Linked DNA regions of Mus musculus: region 1 is linked to region 2. Evidence: chromatin contacts called from ENCODE POLR2A ChIA-PET data. All regions are on one chromosome and are shown on one strand. Each heading gives the region's core, a stretch centred on a gene start or an enhancer-like site at or near the end of the contact. The rest is flanking DNA. Distances are from core to core; before and after follow the strand shown. Region 1 holds the start of Mad2l1bp (MAD2L1 binding protein). Region 2 holds the start of Vegfa (vascular endothelial growth factor A).

Region 1 (7,594 bases), core at 2,749-5,248, 120 kb after region 2:
CCTTGAACTCAGAAATCTGCCTGCCTCTGCCTCCCGAGTGCTGGGATTAAAGGCATGTGCCACCATGCCCGGCTCTCTCTTCCTTCTTAAAATGAGGTCTCCCTTATGCACCCCAGCTGTCCTGGAACTGCCAATAAAAACCAGGATGTCCTCAGAAAATTGGACATAGTAATACCAGAGGATCCCGCAATATCTCTCCTGAGCATATATCCAGAAGATGTCCCAACCGGTAAGAAGGACACATGCTCCACTATGTTCATAGCAGCCTTATTTATAATAGCCAGAAGCTGGAAAGAACCCAGATGTCCCTCAACAGAGGAATGGATACAGAAAATGTGGTACATCTACACAATGGAGTACTACTCAGCTATTTTTTTTTTTTTTGACAGGGTTTCTCTGTACAGCCCTGGCTGTCCTGGAACTCACTCTGTAGACCAGGCTGGCCTCGAACTCAGAAATCCGCCTGCCTCTGCCTCCCAAGTGCTGGGATTAAAGGCATGCACCACCACGCCCGGCACTACTCAGCTATTAAAAAGAATGAATTTATGAAATTCCTAGGCAAATGGATGGACCTGGAGGGCATCATCCTGAGTGAGGTAACCCAATCACAAAGGAACTCACACAATATGTACTCACTGATAAGTGGATATTAGCCCAGAAACTTAGGATACCCAAGATATAAGATACAATTTGCTAAACGCATGAAACTCAAGAAGAACGAAGACCAAAGTGTGGACACTTTGCCCCTTCTTAGAATTGGGAACAAAACACCCATGGAAGGAGTTACAGAGACAATGTTTGGAGCTGTGACAAAAGGATGGACCATCTAGAGACTGCCATATCCGGGGATCCATCCCATAATCAGCTTCCAAAAGCTGACACCATTGTACACACTAGCAAGATTTTGCTGAAAGGACCCAAATAGAGCTGTCTCTTGTGAGCCTATGCCGAGGCCTAGCAAACACAGAAGTGGATGCTCACAGTCAGCTATTGGATGGATCACAGGGCCCCCAATGGAGGAGCTAGGGAAAGTACCCAAGGAGCTAAAGGGATCTGCAACCCTATAGGTGGAACAACATTATGAGCTAACCAGTACCCTGGAGCTCTCTACTCTAGCTGCATATGATGAAAAGATGGCCTAGTCGGCCATCACTGTAAAGAGAGGCCCATTGGACTTGCAAACTTTATATGCCCCAGTACAGGGGAATGCCAGGGCCAAAAAGTGGGAGTAGGTAGGTAGGGGAGTTGGGGGGGGAGGGTATGGGGAACTTTTGGGATAGCATTGGAAATGTAAATGAGGAAAATACCTAATAAAAATATTAAAAAACCCTGTCTCGACAAAACCAAAAAAAAATATATATATATTAAAAAAATAAATTAAATTAAATAGTAAATACAAAGGATAAAAAAAGGAAAAAAAAAAAAAAACAGGATGGCCTAGAACTCAGAGGTTTGCCTGCCTCTCTCTTAACTGCTGGGGTTAGACCACCATACCTGGCCCTCAGTGAGTTCTCCAAAGAAATCTCCTTATGGTATAATTACCTCATAAGGCTCAGGCATCAGACAATGGTTTATTCTGAAATATTTACCAGATAGAGTAAAACTTTCCGACATAAGACAACCAACAGCAAAAACCAAAAAGAAACAAAGAGGAAAAGGATTCTGAAAGACACTTTAAGGAACAAGGGTAATGGGAGGTGGGGGGGGGGAAACCCTTAAAAAAGTAGAATTTCGTGGTCCTGAAGGGCATGGTGGCTGTAATCCCAGTGCCCAGGCGGAACAGGCCAGGAGGAACACCGAAATTCACAAGGTAATCAGACCAGGAGATGGCTCATGCACTCGGGAGGCAGAGGCAGGTGGATCTCTCTCTGAGTTTGAGGCCAGCCTGGTTTATACAGAGTGAGTTCCAGGACAACCAAGGTGACACAGAGAAACCCTGTTTTGATACATGAAGAAGATGAAGAAAATCGTTAGAATCTGAGGTCTAGAAATCCTCCCAAGAAAACACATTAAAACAAAGCCAGAAACAGAGGTGAAAATGTGGTGAGAAAAAGAAATTCAAATGTAAAGAGCTGGTCCAGGTCTGGGGCTGTAATTCAGTAAGACGCTTGTCTAGCCTGTCAGAGAGGCCTTGGGTTCCCGGGAGGGGAGGGGAGGCGGAGAGAGAGGGAGGCATGGATTGGGATGGGGGTGGGGGTGGGGGAAGGAAAGGGGGGAGAGAGACAGAAAGACAGACAGACAAGAGACAGAGAGAGGCAGATGGAGACCATGAAGACTAAGGAAAGGCCAGAAGTGGTATAGCACACCTGCAGCGCCATAAGTCCCTAGGGGAAGTTGAGGTAGCCAGGTCTCAGAGACCAGCCTAAACTACATAGTGAAATCTTGTTTTGGAAAAAAAAAAGTTAGCTGGGCAGTGGTGGCACACGCCTTTAATCCCAGCACTTGGGAGGCGGAGGCAGAGGCAGGCAGATTTCTGAGTTCGAGGCCAGCCTGGTCTACAAAGTGAGTTCCACGACAGCCAGGGCTATACAGGGAAACCCTGTCTCGAAAAAAAAAAATTAATTAAAGAAGATCAAACTCATGTGCTGGAGAGATGGCTCAGCAGTTAAGAGCACTAACTGCTGCTCTTCCAAAGGTCCTGAGTTCAAATCTCAGCAACCACATGGTGGCTCACAACCATCCCTAATGAGATCTGACTCCCTCTTCTGGAGTGTCTGAAGACAGCTACAGTGTACCTACATATAATAAATAAGCACACGCCTTTAATCCCAGCACTTGGGAGGCAGAGGCAGGCGGATTTCTGAGTTCAAGGCCAGCCTGGTGTACAAAGTGAGTTCTAGGACAGCCAGGGCTATACAGAGAAACCCTGTCTCAAAGAAAACCATAAACAAACAAACAAACCCTTGTGCCAGAGTGAGCAGGGCCGGAGCGGGCAGAAAATGTCCTGAGTTTGATTCCCAGGAATCACATGATGGCTCACAACCATCAGTACAGCTCCAAAAAGAACTAATAATATCCTCATACAACCGGTAATAGGAAGAGTCTCAGAAAAAGAACAAGAGAAAAAAGGGAGAGACCCAAGTGCAGAGAAAATGAGGCAAGGAAGGCTCTGCAAAAGCCTAGACTTGCAGGGAGGCTGAAGACATCTTAGGTCACTTTTCTACTTCCCCATCATCTATGAGCCACAAAGTCTTCCCACCAATTTTCTCAGAAAGCCTGCACATACCTGGGGAACTTTCCGGTAGAAGTGCTTCAGCTGTTCATAGGGCAGAGGGAGCTGATGGCGCTGGTACAGGATATGCTTGAGAAGTTCACAAGTAAACTGGCAGCAGTCTTCCTGGCTCACAGGCCCGGGAAACACCACCGGCACCAGGTCTCTTGGGCAAAAGGGCTCCGCAGGATTGGAAGGTTCCTGGGCTGGCGGGATGACAGTCTCAAGATCTACTTCAGGAGCATGAGTTTCTTCCGGCTTCTCATACCAATCCAAATCTAGTCCATAAGTGAAAAGGTAAAGAAAGGGGAGGGGTTGTCAAAGTCAGCGTTAGTCTTAGCGTTCCCAGAGGCTCCATCAGCAGACACTCCCATAGGTGACAGGAAACCTGATACTGGCCGGGGACGATTTAAGTGACATCAGGGACAGGAAAGGGGGCTTTAGAAGACTGAGACTAATGTTTCGGTATGAAATATCAGGGGCAGAACACCCAAGGGGACAGGGCAGGAAAAACAATTCCACTTAAGGGCGAGGGAGTGACTTGCAGAGATAGGGCGGACTGGGACACCAGGAACAAGGACAGAAAGGAACGACGGAGGAAACGTCAGCCACTAAATGCATCTGGGGAGGTAGCAGCAGGGAAGAAACGAGTCCCCAAGTTATGGATCCCACGCCTTACTTGGGGCAGCAGCAGGGGACAGTTCGGACATATCCTCCTCACCGGACGCAGCCATCGCGACTGCCAGCCTAGTCGTCCTGCGGTTAAAATAGACGCCCCGCAAAGAATCATGGGAAGCTTAAGCTCCACTTCCGGCTCTTACCAGCCAGAAGGGACTCAGCGCAGCCGCTGAATGGTGGAGGTTGGAGATGACTTGAACCACACCCAAGCCGGGGAGCTCTTGGCCCCTCCCACTTAGGCGACCCAGTCGTCCCCTGGGGCTGGGGATGCCTTCATTTTTTTTTTTTTTTTTTCTCAGCAATAGTTTCCAGCACCCACCCCGCCCCCAACCCCCCATTCTGGAATGTCCTTAGAGATAGAGCCAAGATTAAGTAAACTAGAAGTTCACCTACCCCTCCCTGGAATTCGCTTAATAGTGCTTTAAATCCAGCCTTTGAACTCACTTCGGGGTCTCTCTATCTTGGTAATGGGAGACTCCAGCATGTTGGACTTCTGCAGAATAAAACACTCTTTGTGTTTACATACTGTTTGAGTCTGGGTTATCTTTCTTGAGCAAATCATAGACCCTTTTTTTTTTTTCTTTTGGTTTTTCCAGACAGGGTTTCTCTGTATAGTCCTGGCTGTCCTGGAACTCACTTTGTAGACCAGGATGGCCTCGAACTCAGAAATCCACCTGCCTCTGCCTCCCAAATGCTGGGATTAAAGGCGTGCACCACCACGCCCGTCATAGACCCTTATAATACTATAAAGAGTTAAGGTTTTTAGCAGGACAGTGGCGGTGCACGCCTTTAATCCCAGCACTCAGGAGGCAGAGTTCCTGAGTTCCAGGCCTACCTGAATTGTTAAGGTGGTAATAGATAAACGGCATCAAGGTCATGACAGGAATTCCCAAGTGAAGTTTGAACTTGATCTCACATAGGGGGATGAATAAGCTTTTTCAAAGTAGGGCAGGAAGGAATCCTGGGAGATGCCACAGACATAAGGAAGCTTGCTGCCAAGCTCGATGACCTGAGTTCAAACAGGACCCACAAAGTGAAAGGAGAGACTAGAGTCCCTCTACACCACTATGTAACAGGCTCACTCACAAACACAAATGGGGAAGTGACGCGAGTACATTAACATGTTATGGCTGGGTATGGTCATATCAGCTTTAATCCCAGCACTGGGGAGGCAGAGGCAGGTAGATCTAGAGTTTGAGGCCAGCCTGGTCTACAGAGTGAATTCCAGGATATCCAGGGCTATACTGAGAGTCCCTGTGTCAAAAAAAAAAAAGGGGGGGGGTTTATAAGGTCAAACATGTAACGATAATAAATAAGTTCTTTGTTGTTGCTGTTGTTTTTCAAGACAGGGTTTCTCTGTGTAGCCCTGGCTGTCCAGAACTCATTCTGTAGACCAGGCTGGCCTCGAACTCAGAAATATGCCTGTCTCTGCCTCCCAAATGCTGAGATTAAAGGCGAGCGCCACCACTGCAGGGCAAAGAAGTTCATTTTAAACTTGGCTATTGACATGACTGGAGACACGGGATCAGTTTATAGAGTACATGAATCCTGAGCTTGATTCCCAGCATTACAAAAAATGAAACCCCAGCCTACCCCAAGTGACTAACAAACACGCAAATGGATTCCTAAAATTTTTTTTTCAACATACATACAATTTTATCACTAACTAAAGACCAAATCAAATTTGCATACTAATAAAATAGATGTACTTGTAGAAATATATACTGACTTGATATTTACTCCCAAGAAACAAGAACCTACTAAGCCTTTGTTTTCTATTACTGAGCCATTAGGCTTCTCTAAAAGTTTGGGGCCGGAGAGATAGCTCAGCAGTTAAGAGCACTGACTGCTCTTCCAGAGGTCCTGAGTTCAGTTCCCAGCAACCACATGGTGGCTCACAACCATCTGCAACAGGATCTGATGTCCTCTCCTGGTGTGTCTGAAGACGGCTACTCATCATATATATAAAATAAAATTTATTTAAAAAAAATAGAAAATTTGTATGCACTATAAAACGATACAATTTATAGCATACGGTAGTCAGACAGATGTTTTTAGCAGGAAGGACATTTGTTTATTGAGAGAGAATTTCACGTAGCACAGGCTTGCCTCAAACTTGCCATGGTGCTCAGGCTGGCCTTCATCTGCAGGATCCCCTGCTCAGCCTCCCAAGGGCTGGGATTATAGTTGTGAAGAGTTGTGCTTGGCTTTATATATTTATTCATTTTTGTATTTGGAGACTGGATTTCATTTAGCCCAGGCTAGCCTTGAACTCCCTATGTAATCAAGGTTGACCTGGAATCTCCCCACAGCCTCCATCCTGTATCTCCAAAGTGCTGGAGTCATAGGCTCAGCACCTCTGGAAGAGCAGCTGGTGTTCTTAACCCCTGAGCCATCTCTCCAGCCCCAAAATGTGTATTCAAAGAGACTTGAATTTGGGTCATCCCAGCAGGTGGTGAGAAATTAAGTGAACTCTAGAGATATTTAGAAAGATGTCCATCCAGTAGAGATGGTGGTGCACACCTTTAGTCCCAGCACAGGGGAGGCAGAGGCAGGTAGATCGCAGAGCTCAAGACAAGCCTGGTCTACAATAGTTCCAGGACAGCCAGGGCTACACAGAGAAACCCTGTTGTGTAACAACAAAAACAAACAAAAGACAGATGTCTCATGAATATAATTTAATTTAGCATTGGGTTTGAAGAGGAGAAGGGATAGAAAGTGGCCATCAAGAAGATAAGCAGAGGGTTGGCGAGATGGCTCAGCGGTTAAGAGCAATGACTGCTCTTCCAAAGGTCCTGAGTTCAAATTCCAGCAACCACTTGGTGGCTCACAAACGTCCGTAATGAGATCTGACGCCCTCTTCTGGTGTGTCTGAAGACAGCTACCGTGTACTTATGTATAATAATATATAAATCTTAAAAAGAAGAAGAAGCAGCAGCAGCTAAGCAGAGCCAGGCGGTGGACAGCACTTAGGAGGTGGGGTGGAGGCCATGAGGCAAGCCCACACACACACTGAGATCCTGTCTTACGTGGGGTCCAGGGATCAGGCTTGAACAGGAAGTGCTTTCACCCACTCAATCAGCCCTGCAGAGTTTCTTTAAAAAAAGAAAGGGGGTGGGGAACAGGTTTCTGACTTTAGATCTGTCTTAGATAGGGTTTTACTGCTGTGAGCAGACACCATGCCCAAGGCAACTCTTATAAGGACAACATTTAATTGGGGCTGGGCTTACAGGTTCAGAGGTTCAGGCCATTATCATCAAGGCGGGAACATGGCAACCCAGGGAGGCCTGGTGCAGGAGATGCTGAGAGTTCAACACCTTCATCTGGAGGCTGCTAGCAGAATACTGGCTTCCAGGCAGCTTGGATGAGAGTCTTAAAGCCCACACCCACAGGGACACACCTACTCCAACAGGCTGCACCCTCTGCTAGTGCCACTCCCTGGGCCAAGCAGATACAAACCATCGCAAGCACCTACTGGACCAGCTGTATCAGTCAATGAGTGACGACATATGAGAGGTAGGCATATGGGGAAGTAAGGAGAAAAGTATGAAGAAGGAGACACAAGTGCCAGGTCATAGAAGTCAAGACTAGAGTGAGTTTCCCGAAGTAGGGACCAGACGTCAAGACATCCTGTAACAGCACAATTAATATACCGTGGTGGGTGGCTGGAGAGCTGCTTCACTGGTTAAGAGTACAGACTGCTCA
Region 2 (7,082 bases), core at 886-3,385:
CACGCCTGACAGTCACCGTCCTTTTCCTGGACCCTGGGTCCAGGAAAGGTCCGATGAGTCTTCGCAAAGAAAAGGAAAATATAAAAGGGTGGGAAGGGCTTCTCTTTTTACACCAGGCAGGAAATGGGGAAAAGGGGGAAGGGGCGTCGGGAAATTCTTCCTAGCGCGAGGCACGGGTAGAAGTTGGGAACGGAGGAAAGAGGTATGGGAGTTTCTCCGGGTCCCGGAGCTGGGGATACCTCCAGAGGTCACCTTCCTCGCGGAGGGCCGGTGGGGGGAGGGGCGCCGCTCGTCGCCCGGGTCTCCGGGCTCCGGCAGCCGCGGCTCCGGGAACACGAGGCCGGCCAGGCCCGGGCTGATGTAATCGGCTCTGCGCCGCGCGCGCCCGGCCAGGCGGGGGAGGGCGGGCACCGCGCGGGACGCGAGCGGGGACGGGAGGGGGTGGCGCGGTGCAGGTGGCCCAACAAGCTAGAGCGGTGGGAGAGGGTCCCCGCAGCAATCCATCCTAAAACTTTCCCCAAACTCACTGCAAGGGCCTCAGAGACCCAAACGGCAGTGACAGCAAAGCCCCCTCGGTCGCCCGCGCCCTGCCCCCTCCACGATCTCTGCCCTCCCCGGGTCCAAGGTCCGAGCACCCCCAGGCATGCCCGCTGGGCTCCGGACTCCCGCCCCCTTTGCCCGGACTTCCAGTTCTCCGGGGACCCGCGACCCGGAGCAAACTTCTGCCGCCAGCCTCGGCACAAGCCCAGCCCCCTCAGCCTCCTCCTCTGGCTCCCGCCCTCCGCTGCTCGGCCCAGATCGTACGTGCGGTGACTCTGGTGGGTGGGCAGGGCCCGCGTGGGCGGCGAGACGATCCTGGCGCCCTCCCACCTAGCGCGCACCCCCTCCCCCTCCACGTACGACGACAGAGGGGGACGCCTCGCGCCCGGTGCCCAAGGACCCGCGTGGGGCACGAAGCCCCCCACGCGCGCGCTCGCACGCACGCACGTCCCCAAGCGGGAGAGGCGCTCGCCACGGCCCGGCGACAGCAGACGGGCACGACCGCTTACCTTGGCATGGTGGAGGTACAGCAGTAAAGCCAGGGTCCAGTGCACCCAAGAGAGCAGAAAGTTCATGGTTTCGGAGGCCCGTCCGGGGCCGGCGCGGCTCGCGCTCCCTCTCCGGCTCGGACTGCGAGGCAGCCCGCTCTCTTGCGCGCCTTGGCGGGCTCCTCTCCCTTCTGGAACCGAGGCCCGGGCCGGGGCCTGGGGCGCGCGCGCGGCTGGAGCACTGTCTGCGCACACGGCCGCCTCACCCGTCCATGAGCTCGGCTCCTGAGAGCCGAGCGCCCACTGCGGCCCCCTCTCCTCTTCCTTCTCTTCCTCCCCTCTCTTCTCGGGCCCCGGCTTCTCCAGGCCCGAGCTAGCACTTCTCCCAGCTCCGATCGGTTTGTCTCCTGCGGCGCAGACCACGGCTACTACGGAGCGAGAAGAGCCCAGAAGTTGGACGAAAAGTTTCCGTGCAATCCCGCGAGCCCCGACCCCCTCCACCCCGCCTCCGGGCGCGGGCTTCGGTTCCTCGCGGCTCGCCGCCGCGTCCACCGTCGGCAGCCCGCCGGCGAGGAGGTGGGCGCTGGGGCTGGGGGCGGTGTCTGTCTGTCTGTCCGTCAGCGCGACTGGTCCGATGCAAGATCCCAAGGGGGAGGGCTCACGCCGCGCTCTGGCGGTCACCCCCAAAAGCAGGTCAGTCACTTTGCCCCTGTCCCTCTCTCTGTTCGCTCGCCAGCGCGCTCTCTCTGACCGGTCTCTCTCTCTCTTCCTTGACTTCTCTCTGGAGCTCTTGATACCTCTTTCGTCTGCTGATTTCCACAATCCGAAGTGATTTGAGGGAGTGAAGAACCAACCTCCTCAAACCGTTGGCACGATTTAAGAGGGGAATAGGAAGCAAAAATAAATTAAAGCGTAAAACAATACAGTTTAAGAAAAAAAAATTAAGAGGTTTGAATATCAAATCCCAGAGCACAGACTCCCGGGCTGGTGAGTCCGCTGAATAGTCTGCCTTGTCGCTGCGTCTCGCGACAGAGCTCCGCTGCCGCCGCTCAGCTCGCCCCCAGTGCCGCGGCCTCGCTGCAGCTCGGCTGCCCCAAGCCTCTGCGCTTCTCACCGGTAACAGCGGTGGAAGAAAAAGAGGAAATCTAGCTCCACCCCCAAGCCCCGCCCAGACCCGCCCCGGGGAGCGGTCTGGTGGAGCCAGGCACCGCCTTTCGGGGAGCCCCTAGGCCACTACCGCGAAATGGAAAGCTAAACCCCTTACCAGGGTCCACGGCCTCAAAATTATCTGTGCACCCCTTCAAACTGGGCTCAGGAACACACTGGGAATCCCAGAGTATTGGGAATCAGGGGAGACAGGAGAGTGAGGTTATATGCGGACAGGGTCTAAGAACAATTCCCTTTCCCAGGAATATAGGAGAAAGTAGGGGTTGGAAGGCGGAGAGCTGGCAGGGACGTATGAGGATAGGGACAACTAGAGTGACCCCTGGCTTTCTCCCCCACCTCACAAACACACTACACACACACACACATGCATGCACGCACTCACATTGACACACGCGTCCTCCCTCACGCAGACTCGGCTCGCCCAAGTTCACGATCTCCCCGTGATGGCCGAGCGCCCCCTAGTGACTACATTATGCACACCCCAACTCTTGCTCAAATGGCACGGGTCTTGGAAAGGGGGTGAGAGTTGATTCTTGAGTGCGGCAGACTTTGAGCTCCCAAATAATTGCGTGTTTCTGACATACACACACACCCAAAAAGTTGCGTGTTTGACCTCGGAAGCATAACTCTAGGTTTATATGTGGGGAGGGGGTTACGGGGGGGGGGGAGTATGCTTATCTGAGCCCTTGTCTGATCTGCAGTCATCAGGAGCTAGGGCCCTGGGGTGAATGGGATCCTCTGGGAAGTTTCCAGAGAGGCTTCTCTGGAGAGAATTTGGCACCAAATTTGTGGCACTGAGAACGGGAAGTGGAGTTCTGGAGTTAGTCAGTGGCGGGGAGTGAGACGACCTGTGGAAACCCACGTATGCACTGTGTAGTCTGGCAGAGCCCTGAAGGAGAGACAGCTGGGCAGACAGAGGCCCTTGTTCCTCCTGATCTCTCTCTCTCACACACACACACACACACACACAGAGATGTTGCCAGGGAACTGAAGCCAGGGTGCCAATGGGGGCAGAAGCGGGCCAGGCCGGCATGGTGATTCAAACCTACCCTAGCATTCAGAAAGGTAGGTAGGCCAGCTGCCCAGCGCTGCCGCCAACCCTCGGAAGGGTGGGAGTAGAGGCTCCCTCAGTTCTAGCCTAGGCTTACGGTTCATCTTCTAAACAGAATTCAGGGGTGTACTCTGTCCTCCCATTCTCCCTAAAACCCTTGGCTATTTCTCTATGCTTGCACACTTAGCCCGTGTGGCTCTGTCCCCTCTCTTTCTACTAAGTCCCCTTCTCCATGTCCTCAGTGTCTTCCTTAAGAGCTCTCCAAAACCCCCACCTCTAACCCACCCTTGGATATAGGAACCAGCCTGGAAAAATTCCTGGTTGGGCTTTGGCCCAGCTGCTCCTAGGCTCCCCTGGGAACAAGAGGGGGCTCCGATACCTGTGGGAAGAGAGGGACCAACCAGTCCCAGCCCTCACCCAGATCTGCTGGACTTCTGAGAAAGAGAACTCAACAATCTTCCTATTGCCCCCCCCCCCAGTGTAATCCACTATCTCCATCCCTCTGCACACAGTACTGAAGCTGGGTGGGTGCTGGCACCTCTTGGGCACCCCAATTCCAATGGAGCAGTAGTATGAGGATCTTATGAGGAAGGGAGCTGGCTCCTCACGCTATCCCTTCCTGCCCATCATTACTAGTCCCGAGTCCCCTCCTGGATGGCTCTCTTGTAGCAGGGAAAGTAGTAGTTAGTAAATGTTTGCTGGTCCAGAGCCCTCCTGTGGGTTTCCTCACCTGATCCTGATCCCTGCTCTAAGCAACTAAGAGGAGTCAGAAAGGAAAGCCACCAAATGTCTCACGTGTCTGTCTCTAACCGCAAGAACACCAAATGTAGCTCCCTGTCAGGGGGCCCCTGTCTCTCATCGTGGCATAACAGAGGCTGTAGACACTGAAGGCTCCCAAAGCGCTGCCCTTCTCATCTCCACCTCCTCCAGCTGTGATTCTCAACCCTCAACCCTTTGGAGGGACTGTCCAACAACCCTTTCACAGGGGTCGCATATCAGATGGCCTGCATGTCAGAGAGTTACATTATGATCCATAATAGTAACAAAATTACAGTTATGAAGTAGCAACAAAAATATTTTTATGTTGCCTGTGGGGGGGGGCTGGGGGGGTCACCACAACATGAGGAACTGTACTAAAGGGTCTCAGCATTAGGAAGGCTGAGAACCACAGTTCTGTGGTCTTGGGAAAGGCCACGGGCCTACAGAAGAGGGACTCAGTAAAGGATTCTGAGGTTTGGAGCAAAATGAAGAGACTTTGAGGGGAATCAGCTCTTCTCGACTTCACGGCTTTAGACTCCTCCTCCTATCCTGAGATAGCCATGATATGTATATGTATAGTATATGTATATATACATGTAGTATATGTGTATATATATGTATAAGGTGTTCCCAGATGAGCCTGTACAGGGAGCCAGAGCAGTGACGCTGCACATTTCCCTCTCCAAAGCACTAAAGCCATGCAAAGACTGAAACTTGGCCTGAAGGGTTTGGAGTAACCCGGATCAGGGTAGGGATGGGCCAACTACCTCCGTCATGCATTTTAGAGACACAATCTGAAGCTGGGTCAGAGGAAGGGTCACTTCTGGATTCCATACAAGCTGCACATTGCCTCCAACACATTCCACAATGGTGTCATCCGTACACTGATATGGACCTAGTAAGTGTCACTTAATGAAACCTCAGGGAATCTAGAAAGAAGAGGGGAAGTGACAAGTATCCCACTATTCCTGCTCTTCCTGGGGGCTCATTTCCCAGAATAGATTCTATTCAGCGTCTCTCCCCCAGGTCACTGCAGGACAGGAGACATGGGAGTGTAGTGGGCCTGGCAGACATGAAATATTCTAAACAGATCCCTGTGTCTCTCAACCTATTTAAACAGTGTACCCCCAAAGAAATGGGGGTTCCCCCTGTCGATCTCATGCTGGCTAACGCAAGTCAGACCAACCAGGATGAATCTTTTCCTGGCATCATGGGGCTCTAGGGAGCAATCCACTAGGTGGTTGGTTAGTCAGTGACATCTTCAGAGAATCTTGTTCAGAGACAGGGAGGAGATTGTCAGAACTGAAATAAAGTCAGGTTGGGCATGGGAATGCTCATCTGGAATCCCCAACACTCAGGAGATTCATAAAATAAGCAGAACCTAGGCTTCACGTTGAAACCTTTCTCAAACCAGGGGCGTGGGGCAGCCATGTCAGCCCTTTCAAAGTAAAGGCCAAAAAAATCGATCTTTCCTCCTCCTCCTCCTCCTCCTCATCTTCTTCTTCCTCCTCTTCCTCCTCTTCCTCTTCCTTCTCGTCATTTTTCTTATCTTTTAATAGTATACCAAAGGCAATGTGGGGGGGAAAAGTCTTTCAGCATTAGCCAGCAAAGCAGCCATATTGGCTGGCCCAAAATGCTTCCTGCATGAAGTGGCATGGGGCACAGACTCCCTAGCGGTTGCCACATTCCTCGGGCAAGCTCTGATTTGGGCAGGACCCTGTTTTCCCACAGTGTGGAAGAGACTTCCCGTCTGCAGGTGAGCAAAAGGCTAAAGTGATGGGCTACATAACTGCTAGGAGCAGGTGACGCCATCCTGAAGGACCTGACACGTTCAGTTGGGTTTTGGGGGAGAAGCAGGAGTTTCAGGAATTTAGCCATTGGGGTGAACTGGGGAGAAGAGACAAGGGATTTCTAGAGATTTCTGTAAGGCTGCCTCCCAGGTCCTCTTCTGGGTCTGAGGATAAAGACTTAGAGGGTAGGCCCAGCTGAGGGATTGTTTTAAGGAACATCCTAGACAGAGCCCAGGGGACAATACTGTTCTGTCAGGGGTAAGTTCCACGCTGCTTTCTTGGCAGTCCCCTACCAGGAAGGAAGTAATACGTCCCCAGAGAGTGTTTTAAAAAAAACCATCCAGACAGTAGAGGTAGGTCTAGTCATATACTGAGTGCTGGGGCCATCGTTTGCCCTAAGCAGCAACCTGGGATAAGCCCAGGGCCAGTTGGCTAGACCAGAGCACAAAGCAGGATAACACTTTCTCTAGTCTGTCCCTGCCTCCAGGAGAGCTGAGAAGGCCACAGGCAGTGTGACCTTGGTCAGCACCAGTTCACCAGTCCTGCTGCTGGCCCTCCACTTCTAGGCAAGATTCCCTAGCTCTGAGTCACTAGAGACAGTGACAGCTGAGACTGTTCCTTGATACCAAATGTCACGTCTTCGGGTGGCCTGTGTCCTTATGACTCTTGAAGAGAGCAATGTTTAACACCAAAAAAATCTAGCAGGAATGCCATGGTGACATCCGGGGCCTAGCACCGGTTAATGGAGGCGAGACACACCTTCAGCCCAGAAGACAGGAAACTCCAACTCCCTCTTCTAACCCCTCCTCAGTCATTTTAGTTTCAGCTTGTTTCTGTTTTATCTTCATCTTTTGGTCTTACTATGTATCCCAGGCTGGCTTGGAATTCATAATCCTCCTGCCTCAAATTTTCAAGTAGTGGGATTACTAGAATTAGTCATACGCATAACCAACTAGCCTCATCTTCCTTGAAGTCACTGGTTGGTGATCCCTCACTGTGAAGAGCCTTGGCTTCTGCTACACCCCACACCCCCACCCAACCCATACCGAGGAATGGGAAAACATGGCAGACGGAGCACAAATCTGGTTCACTATTTCCGGAGCTGTGAGCCTCAGTCTTCTCATCTGTGAAATGGAAAGTGTTGTTGCCTCCTGCCAGGGTTGTAGAGAGGTGTAAGAGTTGATGTACGTGTGCTTATCTGGTTCATTTCCCAAGCCAATATGATCTGGCTAGAGTCAGGGAGGGCTGGGAGAAGAGATATACTCCACACCTAGGTGAAAGAAGGGA

Evidence for each region. ChIA-PET counts read pairs that join two places held with the same protein, here RNA polymerase II (POLR2A).
Region 1: POLR2A ChIA-PET joins it to region 2 with 14 read pairs in Patski. The contact joins the promoter of Mad2l1bp here to the promoter of Vegfa in region 2. POLR2A ChIA-PET finds 5 or more read pairs at or near these places in 3 of 5 experiments (Patski and embryonic stem cell).

Annotation. Positions count from the first base shown.
Region 1 is chr17:46,149,553-46,157,146 of GRCm38, forward strand. It overlaps Mad2l1bp (MAD2L1 binding protein), which reads right to left and starts at 3,999. Exons shown (of 3, transcript NM_025649.3): 1 at 3,891-3,999; 2 at 3,227-3,489. The coding sequence starts at 3,945.
Region 2 is chr17:46,030,242-46,037,323 of GRCm38, forward strand. It overlaps Vegfa (vascular endothelial growth factor A), which reads right to left and starts at 2,136. Exons shown (of 7, transcript NM_009505.4): 1 at 1,050-2,136. The coding sequence starts at 1,649.